Linked DNA regions of Homo sapiens: region 2 is linked to region 1. A link is an interaction called in ENCODE POLR2A ChIA-PET data of the cell type or tissue named here. Cell type or tissue: PC-9. All regions are shown on one strand. Each heading gives the region's core, and the rest is flanking DNA. Links, peaks and the distances in the headings are about the cores only.

Region 1 (8,579 bases), core at 451-8,450:
GTTCTCTTAACAGACAGAGAAAAAAGGCTCATTCTGTTTTAACCTTTTTTTGATCCTTTTACACATGAAGGCCTTGTCCAGGTAACCAGATCCAGATTTTTTAAAGGAGAAATTGGTAGAGAGGGTGTCAGAATGGGATTGCATAGGGACATAGTGCATAGGACATGCTTCTTTCCTGTGAGATGACCAGCATGGGAACTTCAAACAGGAAAGCACCACAAGAAGGCAAAGAGGTCAGGCAGAGATGGAACTCTCCTCTGGCCTCCTGGGTTCCTGGAGTCAAGTGAATCAATAGTTTTAATGGCAGGACCTTGGCTGCACAGTTTCTTGTGTATACAAATAGAGCAAGGAGGTTTCTGCTGTTGAAAAGTTCTATAGAAATAGAACTAGCAAAGATGGAGATTGCAATTCTCAGAGAAAGAAATCAGGGACAATCCCTTACTCTAATTGTTCAGAAACCTTACCTAGATAATGCCATGTAGTGCAGAGCCCCTTGAGTCAACCAGAAAAGAGAAATTTGATGATGAAAATAATTAAGGCTTCTCCCTGCCTTTAAGAAAAAATCGAAATGCCTGGTTCACAAAGACCACCCTTTCTGACTGAGCTTGGTGTGTCCTTCCAGCCTCACCTCTTCGCCTAGCTCTGGACGCACTGATCTACCTGCAGTGCGGCTTTCACTGTTTCTACAAGGCAGGGGCCACCACAGCACCAGCCTCGTAGAAGCACCTGAGATACCATTTTTTTTTTCTCGAGAGTCCTTTTTGCACTCTCCTTCTCTGTCCTACCCTAAAGGTTTTAGCTCCCGAAAAACCTCGTGTAATACTAGTGCTTAGGACAGTGCCTGGCACTTGTTAGGTACTTTAATAAATACTGAATGGAATGAACACCTTGCTACAGAACAAGAATATTGCTACTATATTCAGTAAGATACATGCACCAGTCAAAAAACCTTTTATAGACTTCAAATTCCAAATGCTGTGAAAGAGAAAAGGAAAAAAAAACACTTAAAACTGTAACAACACATTTCTATCCTATTAGTGTTTATACCCTTATCATAAACAAAAGACTTCAGTAAACTGAGGATATAACAGAGTTGGACTACACACATTAAAAACTTTTTTTTGAGCTGGAATTTCACTCCTGTTGCCCAGGCTGGGGTGCAATGGCGCCATCTCAGCTCACTGCAACCTCTGCCTCCCGGGTTCAAGTGATTCCCCTGCCTCAGCCTCCCAAATAGCCAAGATTATAGGCGCCCACCACCACACCTGGCTTATTTTTGCATTTTTAGTAGAGATGGGGTTTCACCATGTTGGCCAGGCTGGTCTCGAATTCCTGATCTCAGGTGATCTGCCCACCTCAGCCTCCCAAAGTGCTGGGATTACAGGTGTGAGCCACCACGCCTGGCTTAAAACTCTTTAACATATTAAAACATTTTATCTTTAGTTTATAGTTTAAAAGGTGGTTATGTATTCTCTGCAATTTCAATGTATTTGGCAGCGAATATAAATGTTACTTAAAATTCAAGTTAATTATGTTTTACAATACTTTCTCCTAAAGACTTGGTACTGAGTTTTCATATGTGAGAATTAGTTGCCTATGAATTAACAAATTTTTACCTCCTTTATCTGCTATTGTAAGTAAGAATACTCTTAAATATGTATCAACTTCAAACCCTTTATAGAATGAGATTAGGTTATATGTAAATGAATTAAAATTAGTCAAGCCTCCATAATGTCTAGCATACTGCTTAGCTATCTTTTGGTTAATTCTAAAATTTTAAAAGTTTATATATTCTGCTCATCTATTTTAAGACATTGATAAACTTTGATACATTTGTTTATGAAAGCTCTAAAATCTCCAAAGGAATATATTTATGAGTGTGTGTCCTATTATTAATTTTAATAGCTGAGAAAGTTTCTATAAACCTAAATTTTGTCTTTTGCAATGTGCTTTGTTCTTGCACATTCCCTATACAGAGACGGCTACTTACAACAGCCTCAGAAGGCCTCCACACAGGGAGATCTCTGCCCTCAGCTTATTGTCTTTCTGTTACCAGCCAGTTTGTGATCCTTCATTTCTAGCTTCTTTGCCTTTTGTCTCAATTTGTGTTAAATGGATACTTACCTTTTCCAAAATAACTTGCAGGTCTTCAGCACCGGTATAATGTGGATCTAGAATCAGAAACTTTATCTGCCCTGTAATCTCATTCCATGCAACTCCTAGTATTGTGTGGGCCAAAACTCCTCCCCCTATAGAAGAAAAAATAGGAAATACGAATGAAGGCATAAACAAATGTCAAATGCCTATTCAATTTAAATAGACAGATTACGGCCGGGCGTGGTGGCTCACACCTGTAATCCCAGCACTTTGGGAGGTGGGTGGATCACGAGGTCAGGAGATGGAGACCATCCTGGCTAATGCAGTGAAACCCTGTCTCTACTAAAAAAATACAAAAAAAATAGCTGGGCTTGGTGGCAGGCGCCTGTAGTCCCAGCTCCTGCTGAGGCAGGAGAATGGCATGAACCTGGGAGACGGAGCTTGCACTGAGCCGAGATCATGCCACCGCACTCCAGCCTGGGCGACACAGCAAGACTCTCAAAAAAAAAAACAAAAAAAAACAACATTACTTTGCTTATTAACTGATCTAAAATAGCATTAAAATGGACTACCCTACACTATAAAAGACACAATGTCAGATATACTCTGAAAGGATAAAATTACATCTTTAACACAAAAGATACAATCATATCTATAATCACATACAATTTATATTCTACATTCACATCCATATAATTACCTAAAATGGATTTAGAAAGGGCCATAAACTCCTCCCAACAGAGTAACAATCTGCTGTAGTGCCTCTCTCAGCAGATGGTCCTGCTGCCTCTGAGTACCTCCAGTGATATAGCACTCCATTCATTAAGTTTTTTTTTTTTTTTTTTTTTTTGAGCTAGAGTCTCACGTCACCCAGGCTGGAGTGCGATAGCGTGACCTCGGCTCACTGCAACCTCTGCCTTCCAGGTTCAAGCAATTCTCCTGCCTCAGCCTCCTGAGTAGCTGAGACTACAGGCGCACACCAGCACACCCAGCGAATTTTTTGTATTTTTTTTTAGTAGAGACGGGGTTTCACTGTTAGCCAGGATGGTCTCGATCTCCTGACCTCGTGATCGACCCACCTTGGCCTCCCAAAGTGCTGGGATTACAGGCGTGAGCCACTGTGCCCAGTCTTTTTTTTTGAGACAGAGTCTTGCTCTGCTACCCAGGCTGGAGTACAGTGGGCAATCCCGGCTCACTGCAACCTCCACCTCACAGCTCAAGCGATTCTCCTGTTTCAGCATCCCAAGTAGTTGGGATTACAGGTGTGTGCCACCACACCCAGCTAAATTTTGTATTTTTAGTAGAGACAGTGTTTTGCCATGTTGGCCAGGCTGGTCTCGAACTCTTGGCCTCAAGTGATCCGCCCGCCTCAGCCTCCCAAAGTGCTGGATTACAGGCATGAGCCACTGTGCCTGGCTAGAAAATGTATTTTAAAACATAAGCTCATACAATCAGGAGTCAGGCGTGAGCTACTGGGCCCGGCCTACTCATTAAGTTCTTTCTGATATTTTGCTGACATCAGCCTACCTCCATTTCTTTTTTTTTTTTTTTTCTTTTGAGACAGTGTCTCACTTTTGTAACCCAGGCTGGAGAGCAGTGGATCTCTTGGCTCACTGCAGCCTCCTGGGCTCAAGCAATCCTCCCACCTCAGTCTCCTGAATAGCTGGCACTATAGGCTCACACTACCATGCCAGCTAATTTGTGTGTTTTTTTTTTTTTGGTAGAGACGCGGTCTGGCCCATGCTGGTCTTGAATTCCTGGATGCAAGCTATCCTCCTGCCTCAGCCTCCCGAAGTGCTAGGATTACAGGTGTGAGCCACTATGCCCAGCTTCTACCTCCATTTCTTACACACTAGTCTCACCTTGCCTTCTGTCATCACAGGACAGGTCTTGTTCTTCAAAGAATTAAGCATCTTTAGATCAGCTAATCCAATCTTCTTATTTTACAAATAAAATCCACAGAGGTAAGTAATTGCAAAATCTCACAAAGCCAGCCCAGTTATGACAGAGTCATGACTTACGAAGCTCAGCTGAGTGACCGTTTCCTCTTTTTAATACTGTTCTCAGCTCTTTAAATGTTTGAACATAGCTACCATTTCTCAGCCTTTACTTCTTCTGGTTATTATAATCTTTTTTGTAACCTTTAAGCCACCTTAGAAATTTTTTTCAATATCCAGAGATCCATACATATGGTGTAAAAGTTAATTTCAAAATTTTTTAAATGACTGATTTTATGCAACATTAAATATTTATATCAATGATAAGTTTTGCATATTACTCACTCTACCAAAAACAGTGTCTGAAACAGCTTACCGATCATAACTGGAGTTCCTTCACTTTGGAAATGATTAGCCAGTTCCCGTCCTTGAGAGGCAATTTCTGAACCTTGGCTAGAAAGAAACCATTTTCTATCAGATGAACTACTTCCAACACTACGGTCAAATAATGAGCTAGGAGACAATGTTTCCTACTTTCTTGTTTTTTCGGGTGTTACTGAAAAAATATATAAATGTAAAAAAATTAAGTGTTAGGGAACTGAGAGCAATTAAACTGTGCAATTTAAAGCAACATAAACTCAAAATACTTAAGGCCACCAAGTGTGCTAGATAAGACGCTAAAAGACCTTGATTTTCTGCTTCTTGAACTGTATAAAGGAGGCCTGGGTTTTTAACATGAAGTTAAAACATCACCTTGGTGCTCAGGGAGTTCTTATGGATGGATTAATCAGAAGAATGAGTGTTAAGTCCTGGGTTCTTGCCTTCTTGCTGGTAGACTTCTTAGTCTGTATTTCCTCATCTTTAAATTGGGACCCAAAACGCTGACCTGTCTACATAACAGAGGAGAGTCTAGGCCTAAAATACATGTCTGTGAAATCAATGTGAAAACTGCAAAATGTTTTCAAGTGCAACATACTATTTTTAGGGAATCTCAGAATTTTTACTTTTGAAAAGAGAAAGATAGATGGGATAATGAAGGGAGGTATTTTTTGGGGGAAGGTGCCCGGTGGTGCTAAACCTTAGCTCTTGCTTAATGAGGAACGTATGTTTTAATGTACCAAAACTGTAACTTTTAAAAAAAGTTCTTCACTACTTAAGTCTGTCATTGTTTTATATTATTATTATTTTTTGAGATGGAGGCTCGCTCTGTTGCCCAGGCTGGAGTGGAGTGGCGCGATCTCAGCTCACTGCAACCTCCGCCTCTCAGGTTCAAGCGATTCTCCTTCCTCAGCCTCCTGAGTAGCTGGGATTACAGACGTGTGCCACCATGCCCGGCTCATTTTTATATTTTTAGTAGAGACAGGGTTTCACCATGTTGGCCAGGCTGGTGTCAAACTGCCAACCTCAGGTGATCCACCCACCTTGGCCTCCCAAAGTGCTGGGATTACAGGCGTGAGCCACTGTGCCCAGCCAGTCTGTCATTTTTTTACCACTGATTTCCATAACCACTGAGGAAAGGATAAAATTACATCTTTAACACATAAAAGATACAATGAGGACGATGTTACTGTAATTAACAATAGAAAATGTATTTTATTTGTTTTTTGGCTTTTCTTTTTTTTTTTTTTTTTTTTTAGAAAATGTATTTTTCTGTTTTTTTTTTTTGAAAGGGAGTCTCGCTTTGTTGCCTGTGCTGGAGTGCAGTGGCATGATCTTGGCTCACTGCAACCTCCACCTCCTGGGTTCAAGCGATTCTCCTGCCTCAGCCTCCCAAGTAGCTGGGATTACAGGCATGCGCCACCATACCCAGCTAATTTTTTTTGTATTTTTAGTAGAGACAGGGTTTTGCTCTGCTGGCCAGGCTGGTCTCAAACTCCTGACCTCAGGGGATCCACCCACCTCGGCCTCCCAAAGTGCTACGATTACAGGCGTGAGCCACTGCACCTGGCTAGAAAATGTATTTTAAAACATAAGCTCATACAATCAGGAGTCAGCTAGTTATGGTCATAGAAAATAATTAATTTATATTTTCTCATTTTAATATTAGAATTATGGTTAAGATCATTGGAAAAGACAAAATGAATACATTATTTGAACACATTACTAGATTATTAACGTTTTAGAAAGAAAAAGAGCAGGAGGTAAACAAAAAGGTCAGTCATAGTTCAACATTTGAGTTTTGCCTTTTAAGACTTTTTAAAAGATTGGAGCATAAAGAAACTGTTAATATAATTTTTATGACTTTACTCAACGTTAATATATTTTTAAGTTTTCCTCTTCTAGGCTAAAATTAGGCCTAAATAATACAAGTATACATTACATCACAAAGTTTATTCATAAAATCAGAGCCTTCCAAAAAAAAATGAAAAAAAATTAAGATTAAAAAATGAGATTTATAAAGCAATGAGTAATAAGGAAGAAGGAAAAGGAATAAAAAGAAATAAGGGAAGATACCATTTTTTCTATTATTTTAATTAAAATGACAGACTGTCACTTTGAAATGATTTATCTAATTTCTTAAAGTGTGCTTACCTGACAAACAGGATTTTTGACGTTATACCGATCAATTGGTTTAGTACCAGCTGCACCTCAATAGATCCAATCCATTGCCGCGATCCGACAAATGTTGCTGGTTTGTCCCCGGCATCGACTAGAGCCTTGATGTATTTAAAAATATAAAACATCCATACACAAGACAGCTATTAAAAACGATGTTTAGGGCATTTTCCCTGATTACCAGTACAAGAATTTTTTTTTCTTCAAAACAGAAATAAGTCTGCACCATGAGGTAACAAAAATTATCAATGGTATATTAAGGGCTAATGAAACATACAGTTGATTATAATTTAAAACGGTATGTTCTGTACCTGCTGAATTTCTCTGTGTGTTGGAATGGACCTCTCTGTGTATCCCTGATGTTTGAACCAAGAGCAGATAGTCTGCAGAGATCGATAAGCACAGCCCCAGCCATTGTCATCTATGCGATCCTGCATATAATGATGATAGCCATATATGCCCTGGACCACATAAATCTATATACAGAGAAGAAACACAGTAAAATATTAACTTAGGATAGAAGTACATATTCTATATATGCTCCCGAATTATGTTTAATGTTCTTAGAGTTAGACTGTTACTTTAGTTCCTTATAAAAATGCCTTCACAGATCTATGGTTTAACATTATACCTTCTTGGCTTTTTATTTGAGGTTCAAAGTCCTTACCACAGGGCCCAGCAGGACCTACCTTCTGGCCTCCTCTCCAATTTCATCTCCTAAACTTTTCCCTATTGCTCCCTCTACTTTCGGTTCCCATATACCAGGGGCAATATGACCTTGGAGCCTCATGGTTCTCTTGGCCTGGAACTCTCTTTTCCCAAATTAATTGTACAGCTTGCACTCTTACTTCACTCAGGTTTCCATTTAGATGTCAAAGGTCTTCCTTGACCATCCAGTCTACAAACGGCCCACTCATTCTCTCACTACCCCACCCCCTGCCTCACCTGTCATCTCTGTCCTCTTTATGTTTTTATTTTTCAAAGTATATCATGACTTGATATACTTTAAATGATACATTACTTATCATTTAAAAAATATCTGCCTACTTACACTAATATGTGAGCTCAGTGAGTACATACACTGTGTCTTATCCATTTTTGGGCCCAAGCTTCTACAACACGCCTGGCACACGGTTAATATAAATGCTGCTGAATAAATGCTGAATGAATGAAGGAAGGAATAAAGGAATGAACAAACAAATGAAGGGTCCATATCATGGGACACAGGAAGAATGTGTCTAAATTTATAAACCTGCTATGATTACAGCCCAAGTATGTTATTTGATGACGCTAAGTTAAGGGTCAAAAAATAAAGATAAATAAATTACTAATATCATATAAATTCTTACTTATAGTGCTAAGAATGTATATGTCTTTTTTTATTAAAGAACTGGGTTTTTGTTTTTATTTTTTTGAGATTGGGTCACACTATGTTGCTCAGGTTGGTCTTGAACTTCTAGGCTCAAGTGATCCTCCTGCCTCAGCCTCCTGAGTAGCTGGGATTACAGTTGCACACCACCATGCCTGGCTCCAAACTGATGATATTTTTAAAAAATTAAGTGAGAGGAGATAGGGACAAGATAGAACCAACCCTCACCCAACAATTAGAGAATATATATTCTGCCCAAGCACAGATAGAAAAATTTATAACTTGACCATTGTGACAGGCTGAAAAGTGGCTCCCAAAAGGTATGTATGTCCTAATCCCTGGAACTTGTGAATGCACCCTCTGTGCCAAAAAGTAAAAGAAAAAAGGAAAGCAAAGGTATTCATAGACGTGATTAAGGATCTTAAGATGGGGAGGTTATCCTGGATCCTAGTGTGCCCTAAATGCAATCACATATATTCTTAAAAGAGAGGGGCATAGGAGGAGAAGGTAATGTGACTGAGGAGGCAGAGATCGGAATGATGGGGCCACAAACCAAAGGATGCTGGCAGCCATCAGATTAAGGAATGGATTCTCCCCAAGAGCCTATGGAGGGAAGGTGG
Region 2 (8,579 bases), core at 102-8,101, 210 kb before region 1:
TGGATCTCCTGACCTTGTGATCCGCCCACCTCGGCCTCCCAAAGTGCTCAAATTACAGGCGTGAGCCACCGCGCCCCACCCAGAATTGACCTTCTAATACTATTCTCCACTAAAAAACCCCAGGACTCCTTCGCAGGCAGGGGACTGCATTTCTGGAGGCAAAGAGCCTGGATCAGCTTATTGTTGCCAGAAAGCACAATATTCACAAATATGCCTGGGGTGGCAGGAATGAAACAGAGGATCAGTTTAAAGGGGCTTCCACTGTCCAAGTTGGACAATTCAGCATTGAAAAAGAAAAAAGACAAACATACATAAAAATGAAAAAATAATTTCTATGAGAAGCCATGAGTACACATTGATAGTCAAAAGTGACAATAAAATAATTTCCAATAATAAAACAGCAAAAGGCCAGGCACGGTGGCTCATGCTGTAATCCCAGCACTTCGGGAGGCAAAGGCGGGTGGATCACAAGGTCAGGAGTTCGAGACTACTCTGGCCAATATAGTGAAACCCCATCTCTACTAGAAATACAAAAAATTAGCCAGGTGTGGTAGTGTGCGCCTGTAATCCCAGCTACTCAGGAGGCTGAGGCAGGAGAATGGCGTGAACCCAGGAGGTGGAGGCTGCAGTGCGCCGCGATCACGCCATTGTACCACTCCAGCCCAGACGACAATATGAGACTGTGTCTTAAAAACAAAACAAAAATAGCAAAAAATGCAATTATGTGCTCACTATATTCATATTATAATTAATTCTATTTTACATCAAATCAGGGAGTAAAAGATTATGTAATCTGTATCCTAAACCAGCCACAACACTCTGCAGCCTTTAGGCAGGAGAATTGCTGAAACCCAGGAGACAGAGGCTGCAGTGAGCTGAGATCGCACCACTGCACTCCAGCCTGGGCGACAGAGAGAGACTCCATCTGATAAATAAATAAATAAATAAATAAGGGAATTCTAACATTACTTGGAACATGGAAAAGCTTCTGTAGATAAATATTACGATTCTGTTAACATCATCACTTAGATCACGAGTCAGCAAACTACCTGTCCGTAAACGAAATCTTGTCTGCCATCTGTTTTTGTAAATAAAGTTTTATTGGAACACAGCCCCACTGATGGGTATATGTATTGTCTCCCCCAGCTTTCACACTACGACTGCAGAGCTAAGTAGCTGTGATTGAGACCCTATGGCCCACAGAGACTAAAATACTTAGCATCTGATCCCTTACTGAAAAGTTTGTAGGCCAGGCGCAGTGGCTCACGCCTGTAATCCCAACACTTTGGGAAGCCGAGGCGGGTGGATCACCTGAGGTCAGGAGTTCGAGACCAGCCCGGTCCACATGGCGAAACTCCTTCTCTACTAAAAATACAAAAATTAGCCGGGTGTGGCAGTGCGTGCCTGTAATCCCAGCCACTAGGGAGGCTGAGGCAGGAGGATCACTTGAATGCAGGAGGCAGAAGTTGCAGTGAGCTGAGATTGCACCATTGCACTCCAGCCTGGGCGACAAGAGTGAGACTCCATCTCAAAAAAAAGAAAAGTTTGTAGATCCTTGGTTGATAGATTTATTTAAATTTTTTAAAGAAACAGGTCCTCACTCCATCGCCCAGGCTGGAGTACAGTGACAGGATTCTAGCTCACTGCAGCCTCCAACTCCTGGGCTCAAGTGATCCTCCCACCTCAGCCTCCAGAGCAGCTGGGACTACAGGTGCATACCACTGTGCCCAGCTTGTAGACCCTTGATTTAGATGATGTATGAACATGAAAAATACAGAATACAAAACTTTTCTATACTGAATTAATAATACAATTTACAGTTAAAGCAAAACTAGGGGAGAGGAGGCCATAAGTTAAGAATTGACCTTTAAAAGAAAAATGACATACAACCCCATTATAGTTCCATTACTGTTACCATAATAGTGTTTGTGTAATAAATTAGGCACATAAGTGATGAGTGGGAGTCTGCTCAGTGGTTGAAACGAATCAATGGAGTCAGACACACCCAGACTCAAAATATGATTCTGCTACTTCCCAGTTGTGCGATCCTGGGCATGTACACAGGATGTTCACGACAGCACAGCATCTACTACTGTTTGCAGTAGCAATGCATGAGGAACAACTTTACTGTCTATTAAGAGGAAAATGAATAAATAAAATGTCGTGTAAGCACATATCTGCCAAAAAGGATACACTGAGATCTACAAAAATAACACTGAATAAAAAAGCAGAATTTAAAAAGCAACGAGGCTGGCACCATGGCTCATGACTGTAATCTCAGCAGTTAGGGAGGCCAAGGTGGGAGGACTGCTTGAGCCCAGGAGTTCCAGACCACATAATGAGACCCCGTTGCTACAAGAAATTAAAAAATAAAAATTAGCTGGGCATAGTGGTGTGCCTGGAGTCCCAGCTACTGAGGAGGCTGAGGTAGAAGGATCACCTGTGCACAGGAGGTTGATAATGCAATGAGTCATCATCACACCACTGCACTCCAGCCTGGGCTACAGGGCAAGACCTTGTCTCAAAATAAACAAATAAATAAGCAAGCAATGATACAATTACATAAAACTTAAAACATATACAAAACAATGCTATATTCTTCATGAGCACAAACATACAAGCCAAGTTATAGAACATGGATTGGAAGGATACACATTAAACATGAGTATAACTCATGAGGGGAGGGGAGAGGAGTAGTGTGCTCAGGGGAAGGAGAAATATAAAAACTCGGATAGAGGCCTGCGATCTTGAGTCATCACAAACGTAAAGACTATGGCTGATCATAATCTAATTTTGCCCACTTGAATGTAAAAGGAAAAACAAACTAAAATAGCCACTGAATGGTGAATAGGTCTTATAACACTGTCATTAAACTCCCAAAAATGTCACCTTTTTTTGTGAGATAATTCACCTTTGAAAACAAAATGTCAAGGAGTGGAATAAAAAGAACTGTGGATACCCCACAGTGTAATGGTGAGCACTCTGGACTCTAAAAAGAACTGTGGTTGTTGTTTTTTCCTTTCTTACTTTGTTGTGTGGTTAAGAATATCTTTGCAATTAAAAATTTTAAATTGTTTCTTCAAATTTCAAAAGTAAACGGTTTAATAGCATAGCCCAGAGCAATATTTTATAAACTACAGGTCACAATCCAGTTTAAAATCAATTCAGTAGCTCATGTCCATCATTAAACTGACGAAGTAGAACACAGTGTAATAATCAAGAGTGCATTATAGGCCAGGTGCAGTGGCTCACGCCTGTAATCCCAGCACTTTGGGAGGCCGAGGTGGGCAGATCACTTGAGGTAGGAGTTCAAGACCAGCCTGGCCAACATGATGAAACCCTGTCTCTACCAAAAATATAAAAAATTAGCTGGGTGTGGTGGCACGTGCCTATAATCCCAGCTACTCGGGAGGCTGAGGCAGGAGAATCACTTGAACCTGGCAGGCGGAGGTTGCAGTGAGCTGAGATCATGCTTCCAGCCTGGGGGACAGAAGGATAGTCCGTCTCAAAAAAAAAAAAAAAAGAGTGCATTACATATTATAAGAGTAAGTTTCATGAAACCATCATTTCTATTACTTAAATGCATTGAGTGTACTAGGCCTTGATGTAAAACCAGCTTCACATTCCTGAGAGTCTCAGGCAAGGGTTGGAAATGCCACTGATCTATGGAGATAAAAAGCTTTCATCAAAAGGTAATGTACTATGATACATAAAGATGGAATGAAAGGTTAAACTTTGGGTGGTATTAGACAGTGTCAAGTGTCATAGGTAATATGACAGAGTCTAGGAAAACTCTGCTAATAGATTAAGGCCTCACTACAATAAATCAGGAACCAGAGTTGAAGAAATGTAGTTTAAGGCCAAGCGCAGTGGGTTGCGCCTGTAATCCCAGCATTTTGGGAAGCTGAGGTGAATGGATTATTTGAGGTCAGGAGTTCAAAACCAGCCTGGCCAACGTGGTGAAACCTTATCTTTACAAAAATACAAAGATTAGCTGGGTGTGGTGGCAGGCGCCTGTAATCCCAGCTACTCAAGAAGCTGAGGCAGGAGAATTGCTTGAATCCAGGAGGCAGAGGTTGCAGTGAGCTGATATTTTGCCACTGCACTCCATCCTGGGCAATAGAGCGAGACTCCCTCTTAATTAAAAAAAAAAAAAAAAAAAAAGACATGTAGCTTAAATTACAAATATAAAAAATAAACATTTTCTTGAAATTTGAAGAAACTGAAATCACAAAATTATTTAGCTATAAGAGATGGATGATTACACTGAAGAAATGAAGAGATCTTAAACATAACAAAAGAGTAATTTTACTAACTCACAATCAAGTAATAAGTTTCTATTAATTCTTGGCCCAGAATTAATATTACACATATGTATATAAACTTATTAACAGCCACGTGACTATTACACTGAATGTCTCTGCTGGATTTTACTGGCGAATATATTAAAAGAAAAGTTGTTTTTGAATTTTTTTTTTTTTTTTGAGACAGAGTCTCTCTGAGTCTCCCAGGCTGGAGCGCAGTGGCGCGTGATCTCGGCTCACCGCAACCTCAGACTCCCTGCTTCAAGGGATTCTCCTGCCTCAGCCTCCCGAGTAGCTGGAATTACAGGCACGTGCCACCACACCCGGCTAATTTTTGTATTTTTAGTAGAGATGGGGTTTCACCGTGTTAGCCAGGATGGTCTTGATCTCCTGACCTCGGGATCCGCCCGCCTTGGCCTCCCAAAGTGCTGGGATTACAGGTGTGAGCCACCGCGAAAAGTTTAAATTTTCCTAGTCCACTTAACATCCAAATTATTCCAACTCCCATCCCTTAGAAAATTTTAAATCAAAAGCTAGAAATGATTAAGCTTAGTGAGGAAGGTATGCTGAAAGTCCAGGAGACAGGCCAAAAGCTAGGCCTCTTGCACCAGTTAGCCAAGTTGTGAAAGCAAAGGAAAAATTCTTGAAGGAAATTAAGACTGCTACTTCAGCGAACATGGGAATAAGAAAGCGAAAGAGCCTTACTGCTGATATGGAGAAAGTCTGAATGGTCTGGATACACCAAGCCAGCCACCACATTCCCCTAAGCCAAAGCCTAGTCCAAAGCAAGGCCCTCACTCACTTTCAATTCTATGAAGGCCGAGAGAGGTAAAGACGATGTAGAAATCTCAAGCTACCTGAGGCTGTCTCATAAGGTTTAAGAAAAGAAGCCTGCTCAGCCGGGTGTGGTGGCTCACGCCTATAATCCCAACACTTCCGGAGGCTGAAGTGGGCAGATCACTTGAAGTCAGGAGTTCAAGACCAGCCTGGCCAACACGGTGAAACCCTATCTCTACTAAAAATACAAAAACCAGCCAGGTGTGGTGGCAGGAGCCTGAAGTCCCAGCTACTTGGGAGGCTGAGGCACAAGAATCCTTTGAACTGGGAAGGCAGAAGCTGCAGTGAGCCAAGATTGCATCACTACACTCCAGCCTGGGTGACAGAGTGAGACTCTGTCTTAAAAAAAAAAAAAAGAAAGAAAGGAAGAAAAAGAAGCCTACTCTATCACATAAAAGTACAAGGTAAGCCAGGCATGGTGGCTCACGCCTGTAATCCCAGAACTTTGGGAGGCCGAGATGGGCAGATCACCTCAGGTCAGGAGTTCAAGACCAGCCTGACCAAAATGGTGAAACCCCATCTCTACTAAAAATACAAAATTAGCCGGGTGTGGTGGCGCATGCCTGTAATCCCAGCTACAGAGGAGGCTGAGGCAGGAGAATCACTTGAAGCCAGGAGATGGAGGTTGCAGTAAGCCGAGATCGCGTCATTGCACTCCAGCCTGGGCAACAAGAGCGAAACTCCATCTCAAAAAAAAGACAAAACAGTACAAGGTAAAACAGCAAGTGCTGATGGAGAAGCTGCAGAAGATCTAGCTAAGAGAATTGCTGAATGTGACTACAATAAACATCAGATTTCCAGTGCAGACGAAACAGCCTTCCATTGGAAAAGGATGCTAACCATCTAGGATTTTCATAGCTAGAGGGAGAAGTCAATACCTGGTCTCAACACTTCAAAGAACAGGCTGACTCTTATTAAGAGCTAATGGAGCTGGTGACTTTAAAATGAAGCCCGTGCTCATTTACCATTTCAAAAATATTAGGGCCCTTAGGCTGGGTACAGTGGCTCCCACCTGTAATTCCAGCACTTTGGGAGGCTGAGACGGGCGGATCACTTGAGGCCAGGAGATGGAGACCAGCCTGAGCAACAGGGCGAAACCCCATCTCTACAAAAAGAGAAAAATTAGCCAGGAGTAGTGGCATGTACCTGTTAATTCCAGCTACTGGGGAAGCTGAGGCTGGAGAATAGGTTGAACCCAGGAGGCAGGTTGCAGTGAGCCGCGATCCGGCCACTGCACTACAGCCTGGGTGACAGAGCAAGACTCCGTCTCAAAAAAGAAAAGAAAAATCTGGGTGCGGTGCCTCCCACCTATAATCCAAGCACTTTCGGAGGCCAAGGCAGGTGGATCACCTGAGGTCAGGAGTTCCAGACCAGCCTGGCCAACATGGTGAAACCCTGTCTCCACTAAAAATAACAAAAGTTAGCCAGGGGCTAATTTTTATATTAATAGTCTCAGCTACTCGGGAGGCTGAGGCATGAGAATCACTTGAACCCAGGAGGTGGAGGTTGCAGTGAGCCAAGATTGTGCCAGTGCATTTCAGCCTGGGTGAGGCAGCAAGACTCTGTCCAAAAAAAACAAAAAAGAAAAAATCTTAAGGGCCTTAAGAATTATGCTAAATCTACTCTGCCTGTGGTCTATATATAAAACAAAAAGCCCAAATGACAGCACACCTATTTACAGCCATAATTCACTTTATGTTTTAAGCCCACTGTTGAGATCGACTGCTCAGACAAAAAATTCAAAATATTACTGCTCATTGACAATGTACCTGGTCACCCAATAGCTCTAATGAAGATGTGCAAGATTAATGTTTTCACGCCTGCTAACAACATCCACTCTGCAGCCCATGGTTCAAGGAGTAAGTCAAATTTCAAGTCTTACTTTTCAAGAAATACATTTTGTAAGGCCATATTTGTCACAGATAATAATTCCTCTGACGGATCTGAGCAAAATAAATTGAAAACCTTCCCCATTAAGAACACTTATGATTCATAGGAGGAGGTCAAAATATCAACATCAACAAGAGTTTGGAAGAAGCTGATTCTAACCCTTATGGATAACTTTAAGGGATTTAAGACTTAACTGGGGAAGGAACTGCAGCTGTGGTAGAAATGGCACGGGAACTAGAATTAGAAGTGGAGCCTGGTATTTTAGAAGGCCAAGGCAGGAGGACCAGTTGAGCCCAGAAGTTTTAGACCAGCCTGGACAACATAGTGAGATCCCGTCTCTTAAAAGAAAAAACTAAACTACAAAATTAGCTGGGCACGGTGGCTCACGCCTATAATCCCAGCACTTTGGGAGGCTGTGGCAGGCAAATGACTTGAGGACAGTAGTTCGAGACCAGCCTGGCCAACAGGGTGAATCTCCGTCTCTACTAAAAATACAAAAATTAGCTAGGTGTGGTAGCACATGTCTGTAATCCCAGCTACTCGGGAGGCTGAGGCATGGGAATCACTTGAACCTGGGAGGTAGAGGTTGCAGCAGTGAACCGAGCTTGCGTCACGGCACTCCAGCGGGTGACAGAGTGAGATTCTGTCTCAAAAAAAAAAAAGCTGGGTTGCAGTGGCACGTGCCTGTAGAGGCTGTGAGGCAGGAGGATCACTTGGGCTGGGGAGGTTGAGGCTGCAATGACCTGGGATCATGCCAAAGCACTGCAGCCTGGGTGACAGAACAAGACCCTGTCAAAAAAAAGAAAAAATAAGTGGTGCCTCAAGATGTAACTGAATTGCTGCAATCTCACAATAAAACTTGAACAGATGAGGACTTGCTTCTTATGGATGAGCAAAGAAAGTAGTTTCTTGAGATGGAATTTACTCCTGAAGAAGCTGTAAATGTAGTTGAAATGACAACAAATGATTTAGAATATTCTGTATACTTAGCTAATAAAGCAGCGGCAGGGTTTGAGAAGACTGACTATGTTTTAAAGAAGTTCTACTGTGAGGCTCGGTGCTGTGGCTCACGCCTGTAATCCCAACACTTTGGGAGGCCGAGGTGGGTGGATCACTTCAGGTCAGAAGTTGAAGACCAGTCTGACCAACATGGTGAAACCTCATCTCTACTACAAATAAAAAAAAATTAGCTGGGCGTGGTGGCCCATGTCTGTAATCCCAGCTACTTGGGAGGCTGAGGCAGGAGAATCTCTTGAACCCAGGAAGCGGAGGTTGCAGTGAGCCCAGATCACACCACTGCACTCCAGCCCAGGCGACAGAGCAAGACTCCGCCTCAAAAAAAAAAAAAAAAAAGTTCTACTCTGGATAAAATGCTGTCAAGCAGCATCACAAGCTACAGAAATCTTTTGTGAAAAGAAGTCAATCAATAAAGCAAAGTTAATCATTGTCTTATTTTAAGAAATTGCCACAGCCATCCCAACCTTCAGCACTCAGCACCCTGATCAGTCAGCCGCCATCAACAGTGAGGCAAGACCCTCCACCAGCAAA

The links. ChIA-PET counts read pairs that join two places held together with the same protein. Peaks named below come from ENCODE experiments on the same cell type or tissue, not always from the same donor. Only the 100,000 strongest peaks of a DNase experiment are listed, where the experiment ranks them.
Region 2: POLR2A ChIA-PET joins it to region 1 with 11 read pairs; 18 of 35 experiments call an interaction of 5 or more read pairs at or near these places.

What each region holds. Positions count from the first base shown.
Region 1 is chr4:185,401,370-185,409,948 of GRCh38, forward strand. UFSP2 (UFM1 specific peptidase 2) reads right to left here. Exons shown (of 12, transcript NM_018359.5): 8 at 6,902-7,066; 9 at 6,567-6,691; 10 at 4,411-4,487; 11 at 2,125-2,249. It also overlaps a transcript of CFAP96 not described here. Among named protein-coding and RNA genes, the nearest start is that of ANKRD37, 8.8 kb to the left of the region's middle. In PC-9, for the core only: no CTCF peak of the experiment used is centred there; no DNase peak of the experiment used is centred there.
Region 2 is chr4:185,192,960-185,201,538 of GRCh38, forward strand. The region is part of intron 1 of CFAP97 (cilia and flagella associated protein 97); the gene reads right to left. Among named protein-coding and RNA genes, the nearest start is that of CFAP97, 6.8 kb to the right of the region's middle. In PC-9, for the core only: no CTCF peak of the experiment used is centred there; DNase peaks (open chromatin) are centred at 2,512 and 3,692; H3K27ac peaks cover 1,736 bases.